Linked DNA regions of Homo sapiens: region 1 is linked to region 2. Evidence: chromatin loops called from intact Hi-C (ENCODE). Cell type or tissue: heart left ventricle. All regions are shown on one strand. Links, peaks and the distances in the headings refer to the core of each region. The heading gives the core; the rest is flanking DNA.

The links. A loop is a pair of places that touch in the nucleus more often than their neighbours do. Peaks named below come from ENCODE experiments on the same cell type or tissue, not always from the same donor. Only the 100,000 strongest peaks of a DNase experiment are listed, where the experiment ranks them.
Region 1: a loop joins it to region 2, with 1.9 times the contacts of the local background. A loop is called at or near these places in 20 of 110 quality-filtered maps.

What each region holds. Positions count from the first base shown.
Region 1 is chr17:29,739,763-29,749,953 of GRCh38, reverse strand. All of the region lies in intron 3 of SSH2 (slingshot protein phosphatase 2), which reads left to right. Among named protein-coding and RNA genes, the nearest start is that of SSH2-AS1, 110 kb to the right of the region's middle. In heart left ventricle, for the core only: no CTCF peak of the experiment used is centred there; no DNase peak of the experiment used is centred there; H3K4me3 peaks cover 899 bases; H3K27ac peaks cover 2,608 bases.
Region 2 is chr17:29,676,730-29,689,485 of GRCh38, reverse strand. SSH2 (slingshot protein phosphatase 2) reads left to right here. Exons shown (of 16, transcript NM_001282129.2): 6 at 4,802-4,923; 7 at 11,745-11,813; 8 at 12,601-12,666. Among named protein-coding and RNA genes, the nearest start is that of SSH2-AS1, 44 kb to the right of the region's middle. In heart left ventricle, for the core only: a CTCF peak has its summit at 7,254; no DNase peak of the experiment used is centred there; H3K27ac peaks cover 2,638 bases.

The DNA of each region.
Region 1 (10,191 bases), core at 20-8,019, 63 kb before region 2:
CAAGTTTGAGACAAGCCTGGCCAACATGGTGAAACCTCGCCTCTACTAAAAATTCAAAAATTAATCGGGCGTGGTGGCGGGCACCTGTAATCTCAGCTACTCAGGAGACTGAGGCAGGAGAATCTCTTGAGCCCAGGAGGCAGAGATTGCAGTGAGCCGAGATCATGCCACTGTACTCCAGCCTGGCAACAGAGTAAGACTCCATCTCAAAAAACAAACAAGAAAAAATAAGTTTTTAAAATAAATTTAGTGTAGCCTAAGTGTATGGTGTTTATAAAGTCCACAGTAGTTACAGTCATGTCCTAGGTCTTCACATTCACTCGCCACTCCCTCACTGACTCACCCAGAGCAACTTCCAGTCCTGCAAGCTCCATTGATTGTAAGTGCCCCTTACAGGTGTACCACTTTTTATCTTCTATACCACATTTTTACTGTGCCTTTTCTATGCGTAGATATGTTTAGAGATACAAATACTTAACATTATGTTACAGTTGGCCTACAGTATTCAGTATAGTAACATGCTGTACAGGTTTTCCACCTATATGGTTATCCCATATAGCCAGCCAAGGTGTGTAGTAGGCTGTACCATCTAGGTTTGTGTAAGTATACTCTATGATGTTCACGCAATGATAAACTTGCCTAATGATGAATTTCTCAGAATGTATTCCTGTCATTAAGTGATGCATGACTGTATTTATAACTCTCATTGCTTTGGTTAGGCCTTCTAATGTTAAGTAGTGCGATACTAGTGGGCTTGTGTGAAAAGAAGGCTTCTTATGTGTTGTAAATGAGTATACTGTGTGGTGTAGGTTCTGGCACAGATCATTTATCAAGCTGAGGCCATTTCTTACTATTGCTAATTTACAAAGATTTTTCAGTTAGGTATAGTTGAATTTTACTGACTGCTTTTTTATATCTACGGAATAATATTTTCCCCTTTACTGCTAATGTAATGACACATTGAATTATTGAAGTTGAATCATCCTTACATAACTGAACTACACCCTTTTTGCGTTATTCATTTAACATATTGCTAGGCTTGGTTTACAAATATTTAAGGTTTTGCATTTAGGGATCTAAATATTTATTGAATCTTTGCTGTCTTCGTCCAGCTTATGTCTGATTTACAGAATGATTTGGGTAGTTTTTCATTTTTTTCTGTGCTCTGAAACAGCTCTGTAGTAGGATTATCTGTATTTTAAAGCTTAGAACCAAGAAGTTTTATTCCAAGTATTTTTTATTTTATGAATTTTTTTTACCACTCACATTTTTAAATTTCCATGTTTGCATTGAATAAATATAATTATCATCTGTGATGCTCTTAAAATCTAGATCTTGTCTTCTACAGAAATGGGCAAGCATAACTGAATAATTGATAATTGAGTAATTGAAACCAGGCATTCATTTATGGTTTAAGGGCTTTTTTTTTCTCTTTTTGGTGGATAAAGAGACTAATATTAATATTTAAGAGAGGTACGAGATGCCTCTTTGATTTTAAATTAATACTGACTTTTTGTGGTTATTTTTGATCCTTAGAGAATATAGCCTTAAAATTTAGTATTTTTAAGAAAGTGATCAAATTGGTTTACATCTAGTGAATCTTCTGGGTGTTATGGCCTTCAAATGTGAAAGAACAGTTAATGATCCCCTGTCAAAGTATAAAGATGCATTTGTGTTTTTATTATTGGTGGTAACTTTCTGTGGCTTTATCCACCCTTGTGATTGTTTAAAATCAGCAGAGCAGTAATTAACCTATAACTGAGGGGTATAAAAAAAGAGCTCTCAACTTTGGCTTTCTTGGAATCATGCTTAGCCAAGTTAACTGAGAAGTAAATCTGCACAATGAAGATGAACAGGAATGGTAAGGTAGTGATGTGCTCAAGTCAAGATTTCTTTTTGATAAGTCTAGAATGGATTTCTTTTTTTTTCTAAACTACTACTATTTGCCTTTGTGCTCACCTATATTTACTCCTGAAATTGGAAAGTGTCTCTAGACTTAACACTGATAAACACTGCCCAAAGCCAAATAACTAAAGATGTTGTCAGTCTCTGTTTCCAAGAGCTGTTGGGTCTCGCAATAATAGAGAGGCTGAAACTGCTGTAGATCATCTTGCTCCCATCTGCTCTTGGGTCCTTCCAGTAAATGGGAGTCCTCTTAATCTACCATATGTTAAACTGCCTTGGGGCTAAAGAACAGTGATGTAGATGTTATCACACAATTTCTGAATCTTTCACATACTTTACAATTTCTAAGGTGGAAAGAAAAAATCAGTATCCTATTTTTAGTTAGGGTTAGAGTTAGCTTTGCATCGTTGAATGATACAGGATGGTTGCTGTATAACTAACATAATTAAGTTTACCTTAAAGAAATATGCTAAGAACATCAAGGCCTTTTTAGGTGTTCCTGTAATTTGGAAAGGGTGTAGCCAGTAATTTATAAATAGATTGTTCTTGTTGCACACCAAAGGGCAAATCTGGGCTCACCCTTTTTGCATGTTGTGTGAATTTAACAACTTGTGTTTTCTGCATTAATCTATTTTTAGAGGGGTATAACCCCTCTTTTAGTAATTCGAGGGATTTGGCTTAGTTACACTTGGTAAAGCTACAAAATCCAGAGGTTTGAATCACTCCTAAATAAAGAGAAGCCTCAGTATTAGCCAATTATAAGCTTTCTTTAAAAGTTGTAACAATTTAGGTTTCCAGGGTAGAAGAAGTAGAATTATTTGATTTTTTTTGGTAATGAACTAAACTATTTAAATTGTTGTATATGTTTGTTTGAGGATGGTACCTGCCTCATTTCAGGACATTTTGGATATCACGTGAGATAATTATTCACAAGAAATAACAATAAAAATTCCAGTTATGGTTGTTACTTTTATCATCTGTACTTAATATTTATCCATCAAAATTTACATGGATATTCGTGATCCATAACAGGATATTTCAAGTCCTGAGCGTTCTAATTGTGGACTTTATATTGATTGTCTTCTGTAGTGACTGCGGAAAAGTTTATGCTACATATGGCTTTATCTGTTTGCAACTTAAGCAACACTTTAAGCATACTTCATCACCCCAGCAAAAAGCTGGTCAGGTTTATGAGCTTGGCATCTTATTGGTGCATTTTTGTCTCTGCTGTTCTCTGAATTTTGTGTCATAAAAACCAGTTAGTCTCCATGAGGGCTAAATTGAATGAGAGTTTTTTTCCTCTGATTTTAAATAAATATCACTTACAACAGAGCTCTTGGGAGATGCCATTTCTTCAGGACTCTCCTCTGACCCACGTCCCTTTTAAGTTACTCTTTCTCTTAATGTTAATATACACAGTTCTCATGAACATCAAAAGTTTTAATTTCCCATAATTGTATCATCTCTCTTTTTTCCTTTTTTTTTTTTTTTTTTTTTTTTTGAGACAGAGTCTCACTCTGTCGCCCAGGCTGGAGTGCAGTGGTATGATCTTGGCTCACTGCAACCTCCGCCTCCCGGGTTCAAGGGATTCTCCTGCCTCAGCCTCCCTAGTAGCTGGGATTACAGGCGTCCACCACCACACCCGGCTAATTTTTGTTTTTTTTTAGTAGAGGCGGAGTTTCGCTATGTTGGCAAAGCTGGTGTTGAACTCCTGACCTCAGGTGATCTGCCTACCTCAGCCTCCCAAAGTGCTAGGATTACAGGCATGAGACATTGCACCTGGCCTCATCTATTTTTAGGGGGAGCTTTAGTTTGAAAAGTTGGGGTTTCTGTGGCAGGATGTGAATTCTCAATGTAAATCTCTCTTCCTAAGAGATGAGTGAAATAAATGGATTCAAACAACAAATAAAACTGAACCTCTTTGAAGTCCCTTTGAACAGACTTGATATCTATCATTGTGTTAATCCTACCTCTGTGATGCCCTTCCCTCCTCAATAAAATCTCACACTTAATTCTTAAAGTATCCCGTTCCTTAAACATTCTCTTTAAAAACTCTTAAAAGATTTATTGGGTCACATATTCAGAATAACTACTTGCCATTTGTTATTGTACCTAACAGTAATAGTGCAGTGTTTGAAATGAAATGGACCTGAGCTCCAGAGTTCATCATTTATTATCTGTGTGACTTTGAACATATTATATAATCACCCTAAACCTTTTTCCTCATCAGTAAAATGGAACTTATAATACCTATGAGGATTAAATACGATATGGTAGCTTAAATTTTTGCTCATTTTGCTCTTTTGATATGAGCCAAATTATAGGAGAAATAATTAGAGTGGCACACTAGCATGATGGTAAACATTCTGTCATTTCCATCATTATCCTAAATTGCATCTATTCTGTGTAAGAAGTAAGAGATAAAAAAGAAGTACAAGACATGGTTCCTGAAGACAGGATACTCAGTTTGTTGAGGAAATAAGACGTCAATGAAGGGATAAATAAGAGCACAATTTATTGCATGGTAAGTGTCAGATGAACAGTACAATTTGTGCTTTAGAAATTCAGAGAACAGAAGGGTATCATTGTAGCTGGGTGCGGTGGCTCACGCCTGTAATCCCAGCACTTTCAGAGGCCGAGGCAGGCGGGTCACTTGAGTTCAGGAGTTCAAGACCAGCCTGGCCAACATGGTGAAACCCCGTCTCTACTAAAAATACAAAAATTAGCCGGGTGTGGTGATGGGCGCCTGTAATCCCCGCTACTCGGGAGGCTGAAGCATGAGAATCGCTTGAACCCAGGAGGCAGAGGTTGCAGTGAGCTGAGATCCTGCCACTGCACTCCAGCCTAGGTGACAGAAAAAGACTCTGTTTCAAAAAAAAAAAAAGAAAAACGAAAAGAAAATTACTTTGAGCATACTTTGGGTATATCATATGGGCAGAGCATCCGGAGTATCTACTAGGCACATAGCACAGTAACCAGTGTTTGCAGATTTTACATAGTTTATTTAGGAAGGTTGCCAATTTTGCAAGGCCATTGTTATTGAATCAGTACCAGTGACTGTGAGCACAATGTGAAATCCCCACAGGCAACACAAGAACAGAAATCATTAAACTATCTGCTAGTGGCTTTATGGTTTGTTTATTTAAACACACACACACACACACACACACACACACACACACACACACTCAAGTAATCCAAAGCAAAACTTCTTTCTCTTCTTCCTCCAGGTGCTTAGCTTTAGATATTATTATTACATCAGCATCACGTCGTAGGCAGGGTTATTCCCATGACACAGAGGGCTTATAATATTTACAATGGAGTGAGCTATAAGGGGAAGGGTGTGCTGATAGCTATTTTTCCTTGTTGTTATTGGCTTGGTTACTAGTTTAATGGCCTAGTTGCCAATTAATGGCTTAATGTATTTAATGTTCTATATAAGCAATGTACAACTCTTTAGTTTCTAAGTCAAATACACGTGAAAATCACCCTAGTGGATATGAGAATCTTCCATACAAATAGTAAGCCTGTGATTATACATTATCAGTAAAGATCAAGAACTATATAAATGCCATGTTACATTAAGCCCAAATGATAATTTAATGATATTGAGTCAAAAAAGAGATACTGCAGCTACTAAAAAGTTAGAAATTATGCCCTAATACACGCCGGGACCAGCAGGCTCCTCAGCCAACCCTGTCCCTCGGCCTGGCCCTGCCAGAGAGGGACCCCAGCCCATCTTGGGCATCGGCAGGACTCAGCCGCTCCCACCTCCCCACAGAAACCCAGGAGTGTGTGGACGTCTGAGCCCAGCTTCCTGCATCCCCACCCGGCCCACCTGGCCCCTCACCCCCGGCAGCGGGCCAGCTGCGCCCCCCACTCCCCCTCCTACCCCAGCAGGGGCTTCTGGGGCCTTTTCACCTAGAGAAACATTCCCACTGCCCTTTGGCGTCCCTGTACTCTGAGCTGTGAATATTTTTAACCCTGTGAATACGGCCCGCTCTTGTGACACAGAGACTATTTTATCAACTGTCAGCCCCATTCCTTTATGATAGGATTCTCCACAGTGGCTTCCGACTCAGGCTCCAATGGACCAAATAAAAGCGTTTTGTTTTGTAAAAAAAAAAAAAAAAAAAAAAAAGGAAAAAAGAAAAAAGAAATTATGCCCTAATAATGCCTATGCCAAGAAAAATGGCATACTGAAACTAGGTAAGAGAAACTGCATATTTCATAACATTTAGTGATTCTAACCAAATGAATTTAAACCCAGTATAATTTTTTTCAAAATTAAAAGTGAATAATGTAGTAGACTAGCTAGTTATCTCTAATGTAAAGATGAAAAACTATTGCTTTAATCATACTTTTTTTATTGTTTCCCCTTGGAAGTGCTTGAGTACATTTGTTAAGAACACGCTTTAATCCTGGTTATTAGTGTGCCGGGGCTTATTCACCCCTGTGGCTCTCCCATAGTCAGTCCCAGTTATCGTAGTCTACTATGCCCATGCTACTGGAATTTTCTCTTCTTGTTTTGTTGCTACTTTAGATGCTTGGAGAAATTCTCAGGAAGGCCATATGCCCCATTTGTCAGAAAATGATAGTGTCATAATGAAAAAGTTCGTTATGCTTAAAAAAAAAACAAATCTAGCCTCTTCCTCAATTAGAATCAAAATCAACAAATAAATATTGAATGTCAGTGCTCTTCTTTATGGCAATCTTATAAATAACTTCAGGAGAAATTTCCAAATGGAGAATCCCCTAGGCATTTAAAAAAAGAACTCTCTACCATTATATACAGTAAAGTTGATAATGAACTCAGCTTAAAAATGAACTTCTGTGCTATGCATGGTGGTCACGCCTGTAATCCCAGCACTTTTGGATTGCTTGAGGCCAGGAGTTCAAGACCATCTTGGCCAACATAGTAAAACCTCACCTCTACTAAAAATACAAAAATTAGTTCAGCGTGGTGGGACATGCCTGTAATCCCAGCTACTCAAGAGGCTGACGCATGAGAGTCCCTTGAACCCGGGAGGTGGAGGTTGCAGTGAGCTGATATCACGCTACTGAACTCCAGCCTGGACGACAGAGTGAGACTGTGTCTCAAAAAATCAAAAGAAGGCTGGGCACAGGGGCTCACGCCTGTAATCCCAGAACTTTGGGAGGCTGAGGTCGGCGGATCACTTGAGGTCCGGAATTCAAGACCAGCCTGGCCAACATGGTGAAACCCCGTCTCTACTAAAAAATACAAAAATTAGCTGGGCATGGTGGGCAGGTCTGTAATCCTAGCTTCTCGGGAGGCTGAGGCAGGAGAATTGCTTGAACCCGGGAGGCGGAGGTTGCAGTGAGCTGAGATCATGGCACTGCACTCCAGCCTGGGTGACAGAGTGGGACTCCATCTCAAAAAACAAAAAATGAACTAACCAGGCACAGTGGCTCATGTCTGTAATACCAGCACTTTGGAAGACTAAGGCGGGAGAACTGCTTGGGCCCAAGAGTTCAAGACCAGCCTGGGCAACATAGTGAGACCTCACCTCCACAAAAAATTGAAAAGAAAAAAAAAAAAAAAAAAACTGGGTGTGGTGGCACATACCTCTCGTCCTAACTACCCAGGAGGCTGACCCAGGAGGATTGTTTGAGCCCAGGAGGTCAAGGATTCAGTGAGCTGTGATTGTGCCACTGCACTCCAGCCTGAGTGACAGAGCAAGAACCTGTCTCAAAAAAAAAAAAAAAAAGAAGAACTTGCCCTGGGTGAGTGATTTTTTTTTTGTTTGTTTGGTTTTTTGTTTGTTTTTAACCGAACTAGTCTTATCAGTGAAGCAACCGGGCCAGTGGCTCACACCTGTAATCCCAGCACTTTGGGAGGCCAAGGCAGGTGGATCACAAGGTCAGGAAATCGAGACCATCTTGTTGAACACGGTGAAAACCCTGTCTCTACTAAAAATACAAAAAATTAATCGGACATGGTGGCACACGCTTGTAATCCCAGCTATTTGGAAGCCTGAGGCAGAAGAATTGTTTGAACCCGGGAGGCGGAAGTTGCAGTGAGCCAAGATTGCACCACTGCACTCCAGCCTGGTCAACAGAGCAAGACTCCATCAAAAAAAAAAAAAAAAAAAAGAAAAAAAAATGAGATTGCTGGCTGGGTATGGTGGCTCACTCCTGTAATCCCAAGCACTTTGGGAAGCTTAGACGGGCAGATCACGAGGTCAGGAATTCAACACCAGCCTGGCCAACATGGTGAAACCCCGTCTCTACCAAAAATAGAAAAATTAGCTGGGCATGGTGGCAGACGCCTGCAAAACCCTGCTACTCACAGGCTGAGGCAGGAGAATAGCTTGAAACTGGCAGGCGGAGGTTGCAACGAGCTGAGATCGCGCCACTGCACTCCAGCCTGGGCAAGAAGAACAAAACAATGTCTCAAAAAAAAAAAAAAAAAAAAAGGAGGGGGATTGTTTCGTGTCTATTGCTTTGCAGCCTCATTATTTTCATTTCAGCATATTGAGAACATCCTGCCATTGTCCCCAAATGCATTTCTTTCATATCCTTTTAACTGGTTGTTTGTTTTCCATAAGACTGATTCATATTCAATCCGATTGTTGAACATTTTGATTATGTCCAGTTTTTTGCAGTTATAAACAAAACCTCACCTAATGAACATCCTTATGCTTCAATCTTTGCCCATGTCCCTAAAAGACATATCCTAAGGGTCAATTCTGGGATTGCTAGGACAAAGGACATACATATTTCTAGGGCTTTTGATACAGATTGCTGGTTTGCTCACCAGTTGGACCAGTCTACACTCCCATCAACAGTTGTAGTAATTCATATTTCTAATGCTTCTGAAATTATAAATAAAAGTTTTTAAAAATATGATTCTTTCAGTTCACCTGAGCTACTTGAAGACCCAGAAAAATTGATTCTTACTTGTCTTTGTTATCAAGACCCTGTTTCATACCTAAGTACTGGTGAAACATGCTCTAGTTTGTGAGCTATTTGAGTAGAACTAATGGAAAGATGAAATAATAGTACATCAATAGTTACAATGAAGAAACTAATTATCCCAGAGAGTTTTTGAGCATATGGGTAGTGTTTGTGAATTTAAGTTTGTTCCCCACATTGTCAGTTTATTCTAAAATTATCACCATTTTAGACTTAAAGAATTTTAAAGCCAAAAGATAAGCAAACAGACTTGCTTAGGTCCTGTAGCAAATTAATTCAGACCTTGAACAACATTTCATTGTGCTGTTTAGGAAGTGTTAAGTATATTGAGATTTTCCATATTACTGTGTTACTATCATACTTAAATTTTAGAAGATGATCAAATTATTTTAATGACTAGGACTATGCTTATGAAGTTAGCATTTCCTGCCCTTATTTATAGAAAGCACTTGATATATTTCACAAAGGTGAGGAGATTAACTTTTTAGGGAACAAGTCATTTAAATTCTTGAACCAGTTTCCATCTTTTAGGCTATATGAGTATTGAATATAGGAGAAAAGAGAAAAGTATGCATGTTTCTCAAAGGCTCTTTCTTTAAATGTCACCAGCAGATCTAAACAGTATCCATAGGCACCTATGGCAAATTTACTGAAAAAAAAAAAAGAGGGTAATAAAATAAAAGAAAAAGAATAGACAGGAAGGAGGTTTCTTGTCTATTACTGCTGGTTTCTGTAGTGTTGGTTGCCTGCCTCTCTTTGAGACTGCGATGCTTCCTTAATGAAGGTGTGTTTAAATCACAGACAGGGAAAGTGCTTTTGGGTGAAGTTTCACTTTGTAGTGGCAGCAGTTCTGGACATGGTGCTGGAACAGAGGATGAGTTCAGCACCTTCTCTTCAGATCGGATCTCTGCCCGCAGCTCATCTGTTTTACATAGCAAGCCTTTGTTCACTGGAGAGTGGACCTCTGTGGTTGGCCTGTCCACCTACTGTCAGAGACCAAAGGTGACTGATAAGGAGTTCAGAGGTCAAAACAGATACTGCGAGGTCAATCCAGCTTTAAGGAGAAAGCAGTTGTTTTGACATGGAGGCATCAAAAACTGAATTGCAGCCAGAGAGATGTTCAGTTCATCAGCTTTGGCCTTTCAGCTCCACTCAGAGAAAAATCACTAGCTGTTTCTGCAGTCAGCAGGAGCAGAAAAGAAAACTTTTTTAAAGGATGCAATTTAATTAAATTGTGATGTATTGGAGATTTCTCTCCAGAAATGATTTCTGTGTGAGTGTTGCTTTGCTTACTGTGAGAACGCAGATATCAAATAAAAAAACCAAAGGTAAACTACAATCACTAGGGCC
Region 2 (12,756 bases), core at 2,305-10,304:
AAGGAGAACTTTAGTTGATAAATCAAATGCATCTCAATTATTGTCTTATTCCAGTCATTGATTTCAATATAGGTTCTGGAGACTGAAGAAACATTGGAAATGCTGTCCTTTTCAAAATTAGGATATTATGTACAAAATTGCCATTTTAAATTTATTTGATTGTGTTAATAAATTATTAGATTTTGCTTAATCTTATCTCCAACAGAGGAATACGAAATAAACCTTAAACCAGGATGGGCGTTAGACTTTTCCTTATGGCTGCGGCACATAGATTTTTAATTCCTTAACCTAGAATCTTGAAGCTTAAAAGGAACTTTTTTTTTTTTTTGAGAGTCTCACTTGCCCTGTCGCCCAGGCTGGAGTGGAGTGGCGTGATCTCAACCTACTGCAACCTCCTCCTCCTGGGTTCCAGCAATTCTCCTGCCTCAGCCTCCTGAGTAGCTGGGATTATAGACACATGCCACCACACCCAGCTAATTTTTTTTGTATTTTTAGTAGAGAGAGGATTTTGCCCTGTTGGCCAGCTGATCTCGAACTCCTGACCTCAAGCGATCCACCTGCCTCAGCCTCCCAAAGTTTTGGGATTACAGACGTGAGCCACTGCGCCCGGCCTAAAAGGAACTTTAATTAAAGTCTTGGGTTTATCCCCTCACATTTCAGAATTTTTTCTTCAAAGATTTTTATCTCATCCTTCTAATTAGGATATAGGTGTTGAATCAATACTGTAGGTACTGTCTAGAGGCCTGTGATCAAATTCCAGGAACTCTTAAGTGCTATTCTTCCATTTAAGAAGCTTAAAATTGACCAGTCTGGACAACATGGTGAAACCCCATCTCTACCAAAGATACAAAAAATTAGCCAAGCATGGTGGCGGGCACTTGTGGTCCCAGCTCTTTGGGAGGCTGAGGTGGGAAGATTGCTGGACCCCGGGAGGCAGAGGTTGCAGATCACACCACTGCATTCCAGCCTGGGTAACAGAGTGAAACACAAAAACAAAAAAGAAGCTTAAAATTGAATGGATCTGAGATATGCATGTTATTCAAGCCTAAGTCAGTATTAAATGTCTGGGGCCCTTCTCATTAGGTTTGGGAACTTCTGTTACAGTTTGAGTAAGCAAGGGAGAGCCAAACATTTGAAATGCTTTTGATATTATAAAATAAACTTTAAAGAGACATCTGGCCGGGCGTAGTGGCTCGCACCTGTAATCCCAGCACTTTGGGAGGCCGAGGCGGGTGGATCACAAGGTCAAGAGATCGAGAGCATCCTGGCCAACATGGTGAAACCCCATCTCTACTAAAAACACAAAAATGAGCCAGGCGCAGTGGCAGGTGCCCGTAATCCCGTTTACTTGGGAGGCTGAGGCAGGAGAACCGCTTGAACCCGGGGGGCGGGGGTTGCAGTGAGCCAAGATCACACCACTGCACTCCAGCCTGGGCGATAGAGTGAGACTCCATCTCGAAAAATAAAAAAAAAAAAACACTAATGTTTGCAATGAATATCACTTACAAAGAAACTCTTGCAGCCCACTTCTAACTTGGCTGGTAACTTGCATTATAGATAATACTTATGAAAGTTATATTTTTCCTTTTATCAGCTTTGACTTAGCCAATCAGTTGCCACTGGTTGGTGTAGGAGCTGTAAATAAATTGTCAGAAACAAAGTTCATTTGTTCCCAGGCCATTTGTATTTGAGCCTTGCCAGAAATTCTTGGAGCGTTGACAGAGAATAAAAGAGCCTCTAACACATTCAGGAAACTTGGGCCAAGGGAGGCCCAAATATAAATATGTAATAATATGCGAGATCTTGTTTATAAGAAAATCCAGTTTACCTGCACCAGGATTTGTGATTAATTAACATGTTGTAGAGTGTTTCTACAATCAGAGAAGGAGTCAGTACTGCCTCCCGGTCTGCCACATGTACATTTACTATTTATTCATTTTTCTGTGTGTATAATATCCCACCCTTGATCCCAGCCTTCTAGATCTTAGTCCATTTAAATGTTAGTTCCGCTTAGCTTCTCATAAGTGAATTTGGTTTTAAATGCTCAATTACTTCATGGAACATGAAGTCAAAAGTACAGCTCTCTATCTTATGCATTTGGCATCAGAATGGTAAGCATTACATTCTTGTTATATCCGTTCTTATTAGAAACAAGATTTAATGTAGCCACTTCTGCTGTTTGTGCTTCCCTAGCTTTTCCTAGGAGTATCAGAATAGAGACAAAAAGATAGCCATGGGAGTCTCACCTCTGCCTTGCTAAATGGGTCATTTGAGCCGTGTAACTATGCCTCTTTTTCCCTTGGCCTGGCCATTTTGGAATGGTGACAGAGTTAACAGGAGGGAGACTCCAAGAACAGCAGCACTGAAAAAAAAGTTCCAAATAGAAATTTCTGACAAATATAATGAGCCAGTTGATGGATTAGAATTCTGTTTCTCTAAGGAATAGGGGTTATTTTATACAGAAGAATTTGCCTCCAGAGCACATTTTTCTGGCTTCAAAGATCTGTCATTTTGCCAGGTGGGTGGCTCACGCCTGTAATCCCACCACTTTGGGAGGCTGAGGTGGGTGGATCACCTGAGGCAGGAGTTCGAGACCAGCCTGGCCATCTGGCCAACATGGTGAAACCCTGTCTCTATAAAAATACAAAAATTAGCCAGGCATGGTGGCATGTGCCTGTAATCCCAGTTACTTGGGAGGCTGAGGCAGGAGAATCGCTTGAACCCAAGAAGCGGAGGTTGCAGTGAGCCGAGATCACGCCATTGCACTCCAGCCTGGGTGACAGAGGGAGACTCTGTCTCAAAAAAACAAAAAGAAAAGGCTGGGTGCAGTGGCCCGTGCATGTAATCCTAGCACTTTGGGAGGCCAAGACAGGTGGATTGCCTGAGTTCAGAGTTCGAGACCAGCCTGGGCAACATGGTGAAACCCCATCTGTACTAAAATACAAAAAAAAAAAAAATTAGCCGGGCGTGGCAGCATGTGCCTGTAGTCCCAGCTACCCAGGAGGCTGAGGCAGGAAAATTGCTTGAACCTGGGAGGTGGAGGTTGCAGTGAGCCGAGATCACACCACTGCACTCCAGCCTGAGAGGCAGAGCAAGACTCCGTCTCTTAAAAAAAAAAAAACTGTCATTTTAAAACTATTATTAACAAATGAAAGAAGAGTAGCCTAGACTATATAACTCGATGAGGGCATAGATCATGTCTCTCTCTTCTACCACTGAATCCTCAGCACTTGGCATTGTTATTGTATATATAATATATGTGTAATAAATATTTGAATGTGTTGCCTGTAGTTGTTTTATTTTTAAGGCTTATAAGATACCTTTTTGAACTTATCAAGGCTGGGCGCGGTGGCTCACGCCTGTAAACCCCAGCATCTTGTGAGGCCGAGGTGGGCAGACCACCTGAGCTTGGGAGTTTGAGACCAGCCTGACCAACATGGAGAAACCCCGTCTCTAATAAAAATACAAAACTAGCTGGATGTGGTGGCGCATGCCTATAATCCCAGCTGCTCGGGAGGCTGAGGCAGGAGAATCGCTTGAACTCGGGAGGCAGAGGTTGCGGTGAGCCGAGATCACACCATTGCACTCCAGCCTGAGCAACAAGAGCGAAACTCTGTCTCAAAAAAAAAAAAAGAAAAAGAAAAGAAAGAAAGAAAGTACATCCTCACAAACTCATTACTGAGCTTTTTTTTTTTTTGAACCAGAGTCTCACTCTGTCACCCAGGCTGGAGGGCAGTGGGGTGATCTCAGCTCACTGCAACCTCCGCCTCCTGGGTTCCAGTGATCCTCCTGCCTCAGCCTCCTAAGTAGCTGGGATTACAGGCGTGCGCCACCACGCCCAGCTAATTTTTTTTGTATTTTTGGTAGAAACAGTGTTTCACCATGTTGGCCAGGCTGGTCTTGAACTCCTGACCTCTGGTGATCTGCCTACCTTGGCCTCCCAAAGTGCTGGGATTACAGGCATGAGCCACCGTGCCTGGCCATTACTCAGCTTTAATAACCATCAACCTTTTGTCTGATTTCTTTCATCTGTCCCCACTCCCTGTTAAATTTTTTTGTTGGAACATTTTAAAGTAAAACTCAGAAACCATGTCATTTCACTCCAGGTACTTAAGAAAAAGTCACAGTAACCACAATGCTGTTATTACATTAACAGTAAATCCTTAATTTCATCTAAGACCCTGTCCATATTCAGATTTTCTGAGGGTCCTTTTAAAATTTAATTAAGAATAAATTAAAACTTTTGACAAAAAATGAGAAGTTTCTAAAAATGCAATCTCCTTTCATTATCATCGAAACTGAAGAAAATCTTATAGTGCATTAACATGCAGGAATTCAGTATAGCAAAGTCAGTACTCCCCTTAGATGATGCTAATAGTTTGCTCCATATTATAATTGTTTGTGGGAATTGCATCTCTGAGACCAATGCTCACATTCATATACCTCACATTTCCCTCTTCAGTCTTTATTACACACTGTGGTAATTAGTATAAATTGCACTAATAACAAACATCTTATTGAGCATTTACTGTGTGCCAAGCACTGTGCTTTACTGTATTATTTTATAAGATTCTTAAAACAACCTGACAGTTAGGTATTATTATATCTCCCTCCAATTAATTTAGTAACTTACCAAAGTTTTTATAGCTAGTGTACGAGCTGAGATTTTAATTTATGTCTCCTAACTACTGGCTCTGCTGCCTTCGTGAGTATGCTTTAAGATGCTGATGAAAAAGGGTTGAAATGATCTGAAATTAATGTCCTAAATTTCATAATTTCTCTGTTGTCTGCTAAATTCCAGGCTGTAAGACTGGAAAGTACTTACCAGAATCGAACACGCTATATGGTAGTGGTTTCAACTAATGGTAGACAAGACACTGAAGAAAGCATCGTCCTAGGAATGGATTTCTCCTCTAATGACAGGTATGGTGGTACCATTTCAAAATGTGAAAACTGCTTTTTAAGTAACCTGTTCCAGTTGCTTTTTTTTTTTTTTTTTTTTAATGGGGACGGAGTGTCATCACTCTGTTGCCCAGACTAGAGTGCAGTGGCTCAATCTCGGCTCACTGCAACCTCCGCCTCCCGGGTTCAAGCGATTCTCCTGCCTCAGCCTCCTGAGTAGCTGGAATTACAGGTGTACACCACTATGCCAAACTAATTTTTGTATTTTTAGTAGAGATGGGGTTTTGCCATATTGGCCAGTTTCAAACTCCTGACCTCAAGTGATCCACCCACCTCAGCCTCCCAAAGTACTGAGATTACAGGCGTGAGCCACCGTGCCTGGCCCCAGTTGCCTTTTATCACAAAAATATCTTGTGCAGTTCTGCTGTTAAAGTACAAGACATAAAACTAAAGAACATAAGTATCTTAGCCACAGTCTTGAGAAACAAGAATGTTTAGTGAATGTCTTTGGTCGTGTGTTTCCAATTTACCATTATTCCATACCTTCATCTCATCTTTAGATAGTCACAATATAAAGCAAGTGGTTTCAAAGTTACATTTCCATGGAAAAAAAGCTGCCTTTTTATTTCTCTTTTTGAGACAGCGTCTCGCTCTGCTGCCCAGGCTGAAGTGCCGTGATGCAGTCACAGCTCACTACGGCCTCAAATTCCTCCTGGGCTCTAGGAATCCTTCCACCTCAGCCTCCTAAGTAGCTAGAAGTACAGGCATGCACCACCATACCCAGCTATTTGGTCTTTTTTTTTTTTTTTTCCTTATTTTTCTGGAGAGAAGATTTCCTTATGTTGGCCAGGCTGGTCTTGAATTCTTGGGCTTAAGCAATCCTCCCACTTCGGCTTCCCAAAGTGCTGGGATTACAGGCATGAGCCTTGCACCTGGCCTACTCTATTGTAGTCAGTAATGATTCACTTTGGTGATTCTAGGGCACCTACCCTTTGTGGTAGTATACCAGTAGTCCCAGATACAAAGAGATCCCACTTAAACTACAGTCTGTTTTGTTTAAACCTTGCTTTTACCAAATGCTATGCCTCCTTTTTCCTTCTATTGAGTTAAAAAGGATGGTGGGCGGGGCGGGGATGGGGTGGTACGGGATGGCTCCTTAAACTCAAAGCAGAACTTTTTATGTACCTTTGGCTTTAGCTGTACTTTACATTCTATGATGAAAGATGACACACAACACCTGGCCTTTTCGTGTGTCCTTAAGGTTTGTTGCTTTCCTTTTTTATTTTTCCCACTTTTTCTGGAGAAACCTTCGGAAGACTTTGGAATGTGGCTGCTAAGCAGATCTTTACGCTGTGGATAATTAGCCTCAGGAAATCCTGCCAGATGTCTCAAAGCATTGACTTCCTGGTTCAGGATTAGAATGGAACTATGGGGTAGCTAGGGGTGTGACCCAGGCCTAGGGAAATTTAGCCACAAAGAGAGGAGGAGCCTGGGAATGATTCTAATTTTCCTGATGTTGAGGGGAAAAAATCACTTTGTCACTAGAAAGTTTCCCAAACCAATGTTTACCTTATTCCTATATAGAAGTCAACCTGAAAATGACTTGGGGGTTCACAGGAATTCCCAAAGCCAAAGTTATTAGCTTGTATACCACTTAACAGCATTTAATTGTAGGCTCTGAATTTACACAGGCTTGTAAACCAGATTTAGGAAGATTTCTCCTGCATGGTTTTAACTTCTGATTAAGCAACAGAGCTTTCAGTAAGCATTTTCCTATAACAGCACCTACCTTGTTTACATTCATTAGGATTTTAGGACCTCTAATTTAGGTTTTTAATCTTTCTAGATCTGTGTTGTCCAGTATAGTAGCCACTAACCATATGTGCCCCTTCCTTCCTTCTTGCCTGCCTGCCTTCCTTCCTTCTTTCATCTTCCTTCCTTTTCTCTTCTCTTCTTTTCTTTTTTCCTTTTTGTGAAGAACACAGTCTCTCTGTGTTGCCCAGGCTGGTCTCAACTCCTGAGCTCCTGCCTCTGCCTTCCTGAGTGCTGGGATTATAGGCATGAGCCACTGCATACAGCATGCACGTGTCTTTTTAAATAGATTAAAATTAAATGAAATTTCAATTCCTCAGTTCTAACTAGTCACATTTCAAGTATTCAGTAACCGTATGTGCTAGTGGCTATCGTATTAGACAGTACATGTATAGAACATTTTCCATTCTTGCAGAAAGTTCAGTTGGACAGCACTGTTCTAGCTCATATTTCCTTTGTTCAGTTCTCCCTGACCCCCTCCCTTGAAAACCCTATAAAACAGGAACAGGAACCTCATGAAGCTTCAATTGAATCTTCCCCTAGAGACAGAAGACAATAACTGCAGATTCTCCTGACCCAGAATATGAGCAAGCACATGTCTAATCATTTCTCTTTCACTTTGTCCTAAACTTTACCAGAAAGAATGCATATTAATATAGGTATCCAGTAGTTTATACTCAGTAAATTACATCTATCTTTTGCCAATGGCCCTGTCTGAATCATATCTGACCAGTGTCACTAGCCAAAGGAAATTATAGTTTATAGAAGACAAACTTAAAACATGAAAAGCTAGAAACTAGTTTTCATTCTGTTTGCTAAACTTGCTATTATGAAATTCCCATACATCCTCTGCTTTAATGAGTTCCTTGGACAGTAAGAAGTCTCAGATGCTCAGGTAATCTAAAATCATTTCTGTCTCAGTTGTTGTTGAAGGAATTTGAATTTGTATCATTTCATATCTGAGAATGTAAATGTTAATGCTTCAAAATAGTATTAAGCCAAAGTGGAACCCAGATTATGACAAGTACAAATAGTTCTTAATAATACGTTGCAGCCAATTCATTTAGCCCATTTACAAGTTCTTTGAGTATTATGTTATATTTTAATAATTTTTTAAATATGCAGCATAATCTTGGTTTCTAAAGTGTAACATATTTTAAGTTATAAAATAATAGAGCTTCATGGTTTTTTGGGGTTTTTTTTTTCCATTTCTTTTTGTACCCCTAACACCTTGAAATGTCTGGTACATAGTAGGCACTAAATAAATTTTTATTGAATGAATTGAATATTTACTAAAATAAGTAGTTATACTTAAATGGAGAAAAATCTTGAGAGACTGAGGTAACCTGGATAAAAATACCAAGCGTGCCTTATTCAGTCCTTTCCTTCCTGTTGCGTGAAAAAGCTACTTTTTTTTTTTTTTTTTTTTTTTTTTTTTTTGAGACAGTCTCACTCTGTGGCCAGGCTGGAGTACAGTGGTGCAATCTCAGCTCACTGCAACCTCCGTCTCCTGGGTTCAAGCGATTCTCCTGCCTCAGCCTCCCAAGCAGCTGGGACTACAGGCGCACACCACCATGCCCAGCTAATTTTTGTATTTTTAGTAGACGGGGTTTCACCATGTTGACCAGGATGGTCTCTATCTCGACCTCGTGATCCGCCCGCCTCTGCTTCCCAAAGTGCTGGGATTACAGGCACCACGCCCTGCTGAAAAAGCTACTTCTTAATGTAAAAAAGCACTCTGGCCTGAATACAAGCCAAAAATGTAATGTCGATTCCTGTATATCAATGTCACTTGTCCAAAGGTTAACCAAAATCTGGTCACAAGCTTATAGATCACACTCTTTTGCAGCTTCTGTATCTTTTTATATAGTTAATTTCTAGATTTGTCATTGGGCTACCAACCCACCATATTTATACTCAAAATTATACTTGTTGCTAAGAACCTGGCTAAGCACTCACTAAATACAAAACAAAAAGCTACTGTAAAACTATCCCCACTTCATCTTGGGAAGCCGTTTTCAAAACAAATTTTTTTGTGCGCTCATCTCATCTACTCAACAAAACTTGTGGTAGAGCTGTCTTGCTCCTGGACTCTGGCATGGTAGCTGTGTTTCTGTTGTTCAGGTCCAGGTTCTAATGTGGATAAGCTGTTTCAGTCTTGATTTGAATCTCCTGAGCTCTGGAATCACTCTTTTTTTTTTTTTTTTTTTTTTTTTTTTTGAGAGGGAGTCTTGCTGTGTCTCCCAGGCTGGAGTGCAATGGCGCAAATCTCAGCTCACTGCAACTTCCACCTCCCAGGTTCAAGTGATTCTCCTGCCTCAGCCTCCCGAGTAGCTGGGATTACAGGTGTCTGTCTGCCCCTGCACCCAGCTAATTTTTGTATTTTTAGTGTAGAGATGGAGTTTCGCCATGTTGGCCAGGCTGGTCTTGAACTCCTGACCTCGGCCTCCCAAAGTGCTGGGATTACAGGCATGAGTCACCGTGCCTGGCCTGGAATCACTCTTAAGGTGTTAAGCAGCACAGGCCAGCAAGTGTAGTGGAAAGCCCAACTAAGGGCTAGCCTCCTTTAACCCTGCAGTGACTAACAGTTAAAGTTTGGTATTCATTATGTTGTTTTTAAAGCATAATGGTTTCCCCTTCCCCCAATCACTTTCAGATATATTAGAGCACCCATTACAGATTCATATTCAACATTTGTTTTACAGGACAGTATATTCACATATATTGTTTTATTTTAAGTATGTTATGTCTTTATACCTATATCTATGAGAATAGGTTTTATTATTCACAGTTCAAGATGAAGAAATTAAGGCTGAGAGAGGTTAAATAATTTGTTTAAAAAAAAGTTGTAATACTGAAGGAAATCAATCCCAGATCTTTTGGCATAGTAGATGTTCAATAAATGGTAATGACTATTACATTTTAGGCACTTAGACACTATTTTACTCTTTTATTTGTTATTTAATCTTCAAAACAGTACAATGAAGAAGATATTTTTATCCCAGTTTTACAAATGAAGAAATTAAGGCACAAGACAGTTAAGTAATTTGCCTAAGATTATACAGTTGCTGGGCGCGGTGGCTCACGCCTGTAATCCCAGCACTTTGGGAGGCCAAGGCGGGTGGATCACCTGAGGTTGGGAGTTCAAGACCAGCCTGACCAATATGGAGAAACCCCATCTCTACTAAAAATACAAAATTAGCTGGGCGTGGTAGTGCATGCCTGTAATCCCAGCTACTCAGGAGGCTGAGACAGGAGAATCGCTTGAACCAGGAGGTGGAGGTTGCAGTGAGCCGATATCACACCATTGCACTCCAGCCTGGGCAACAAGAGTGAAACTCCATCTTAAAAATAAAAAAAAAAATAAAAATAAATTTTAAAAAAAGATTATACAGTTAGTGCAAGAAACCAGGTTCCAGAGCCCATAATCATACTGTGAACCCAGGTTCCAGAGCTCTTAACCATACTGTGCTTTTCCACAGTATGGTTATGCCAGATTCTTTCTAGTACACCATGCTTCCGCTCTAGATAGATTGGCATGGAGCATCATGGAAGCCTTTCGGAGACTAGCCAGAGTGGGAAAGCAGTTACAGCAGCGTTAAGGAGAGATAGTGGCAGTAGCCTAGGGTAGGTTACTGTTTCCCAGAGAAGAGATGTGATAGAGCATACAATCAGGGGTCCATGGCTTTCTGTACGAACCTCTTCCATTAACTTAAAGCCCTTCCTGGGCTAATGTGAGATTGAAATAGCATTTTAGGCCGGGTGCAGTGGCTCATGCCTGTAATCCCAACACTTTGGGAGGCTGAGACGGGTGGATCACTCTGAGGCCAGGAGTTTGAGACCAGCCTAGTCAACATGGCAAAAACTCATCTCTGCTAAAAATACAAAAATTAGCCGGGCATGGTGGCACATGCATATAATCCCAGCTACTCGGGAGGCTGAGGCAGGAAAATCACTTGAATCCAGGAGGTGGAGGTTGCAGTGAGCCAAGATTATGCCACTGTCCTCCAGCCTGGGCAACAGAGGGAGACTCTGTCTCAAAAAAAAAAAAAAAAAAAGAAATAGTATTTTTAAATACCATACTAGGGCTACCCTTTTCTTGGTTGTTGACATTTCTATTAACTGTGTTTCAGCAGTGCTAGTTCAGTGCACAGTCACAAAGCAGTGTTTCATTGATTTAAGTTTTGTTATGTCTATTTTGCCTATCTTGATCACAAACTATTAACAATTACTTCTTTACATTTTTTAATTCCCTTTGCCTTTTAGACTATTGAGTGTGTTCTGGTGTTAAGTAAATCTATGTAAACCTCAGAATTAGAGGCAAATAACACATCCCAAGCTCTCCAGCAACCAGCAATAGTTATTGGCATTAAAAATAATCCTTGGGACTGGGCACCATGGCTCATGCCCGTAATCCCAGCACTTCGGGAGGCTGAGGTGGGTGGATCAGGACTTCGAGACTAGCCTGGCCAACATGGTGAAACCCCATCTCTACTAAAAGTACAGAAAAATTAGCCAGGTGTGGTGGCGCTCGCCTGTAATCCCAGCTACTGGGGAGGCTAAGGCAGGGGAATTGCTTGAACCTGGGAGGCAGAGGTTTCAGTGAGCTGAGACTGCACCACTGCACTCCAGCCTGGGCAACAGAGTAAGACTCCATCTCAAAAAAAAAAAAAAAAAATCCTTGGAGTCGAGGTGGACACTGTACTATGTGCTAAGACCTGCCAAATGCAAGTCAGCAGCAATCATCTGCATTTTTTAGATAGTGGCCATTTGCAAGATGACAATGTAGGAAGCTGAGTCAGTAAGTTTTCTTCATTAAATATTTAAGGAACTGACTGACTATCTCTTTAAAACAGCTCCTGAGGACATACATAAGATTAATAATAATATGATAGAAATTTCTTCATTGTAACACTTATGCCAGAATTTAGAATTTAAGGGTTTATCCTTGGTGTTGAAAGAGTTAGTAAACAGAAGACTGCTTCCCAGAGTAATGGGGAGTAACTATTGGACTACTTCTTGTCTTGCAGTAGCACTTGTACCATGGGCTTAGTTTTGCCTCTCTGGAGCGACACGCTAATTCATTTGGATGGTGATGGGTAAGAGATTTCCTTTTTTATTCTGTTACAGAAAGCCAAGGGGTGGGGCTCCATCTTACTGCACATTCATTCAGCTAAAAGGGAGGCCCAGTGTGCCAACTGAACTTTCATGTCAACAGCTGAATGAGTCCTTTTAAACTCCTGTTTTGTAAAGTGGAGTAAAAATACAACTTGCCAGGGTCTCTCACTTCTGTTCTTCTAGGCCGACTGTGGTAGGAATCAAGACAAAGAAGAACTAGTTTGTTGGCTCTTTAATCTGAGTATGTGGGACTGTTGCAATGCTCTCCCAAAGGATGATATGTTCTGTTTCAAATAACCTCTTGCTGCCTCTGCCAGCTGTCAGCCTACAGTATAACCCCTTTCCTGTGCCAGTTCCTTCCAGTGACCCCACCCCCACCCTACCTCCTAATGTTTTTAGAATGTGTCCCCAAGAGACCAAGATGTTTGCTCCAGTTTATAAAACCAGGGTCAGGTTTGCTAAGAACCCACAAGACTTCCAAATAGAAATATACAGAACAGTTTGTCCATAGCTACAGCTGGGAAACTGTATTGAATTCTCTAACTCCAATATAGGAATCCATTCATTTTGCCTGGTAGATGAAGTCAGACAATTTGTCAAAGCTTTTTGGTCAAGTCTTACACTCTAGTTAAAACTTCTACGTGAAATGCCTGATGATTCCCTCTACGGAGCCAGTTGTTTTTAGCCTGGGATACATCCATGAAAACTCACAATTCAAATAACCTACCCTAATTTGTGGATTTTTGTCTTGTTCTCATTTGTCCTTAGTGGGTTCAGTGTATCGACGGATAACAGAGTTCACATATTCAAACCTGTATCTGTGCAGGCAATGTGGTAAGATGACTTTTACTATCTCTACAAAAGTGTTTTAATGTTATTGGAGGAATATTTTGTAAGAAATGTTTGAAATGGTACAGTTTGCTA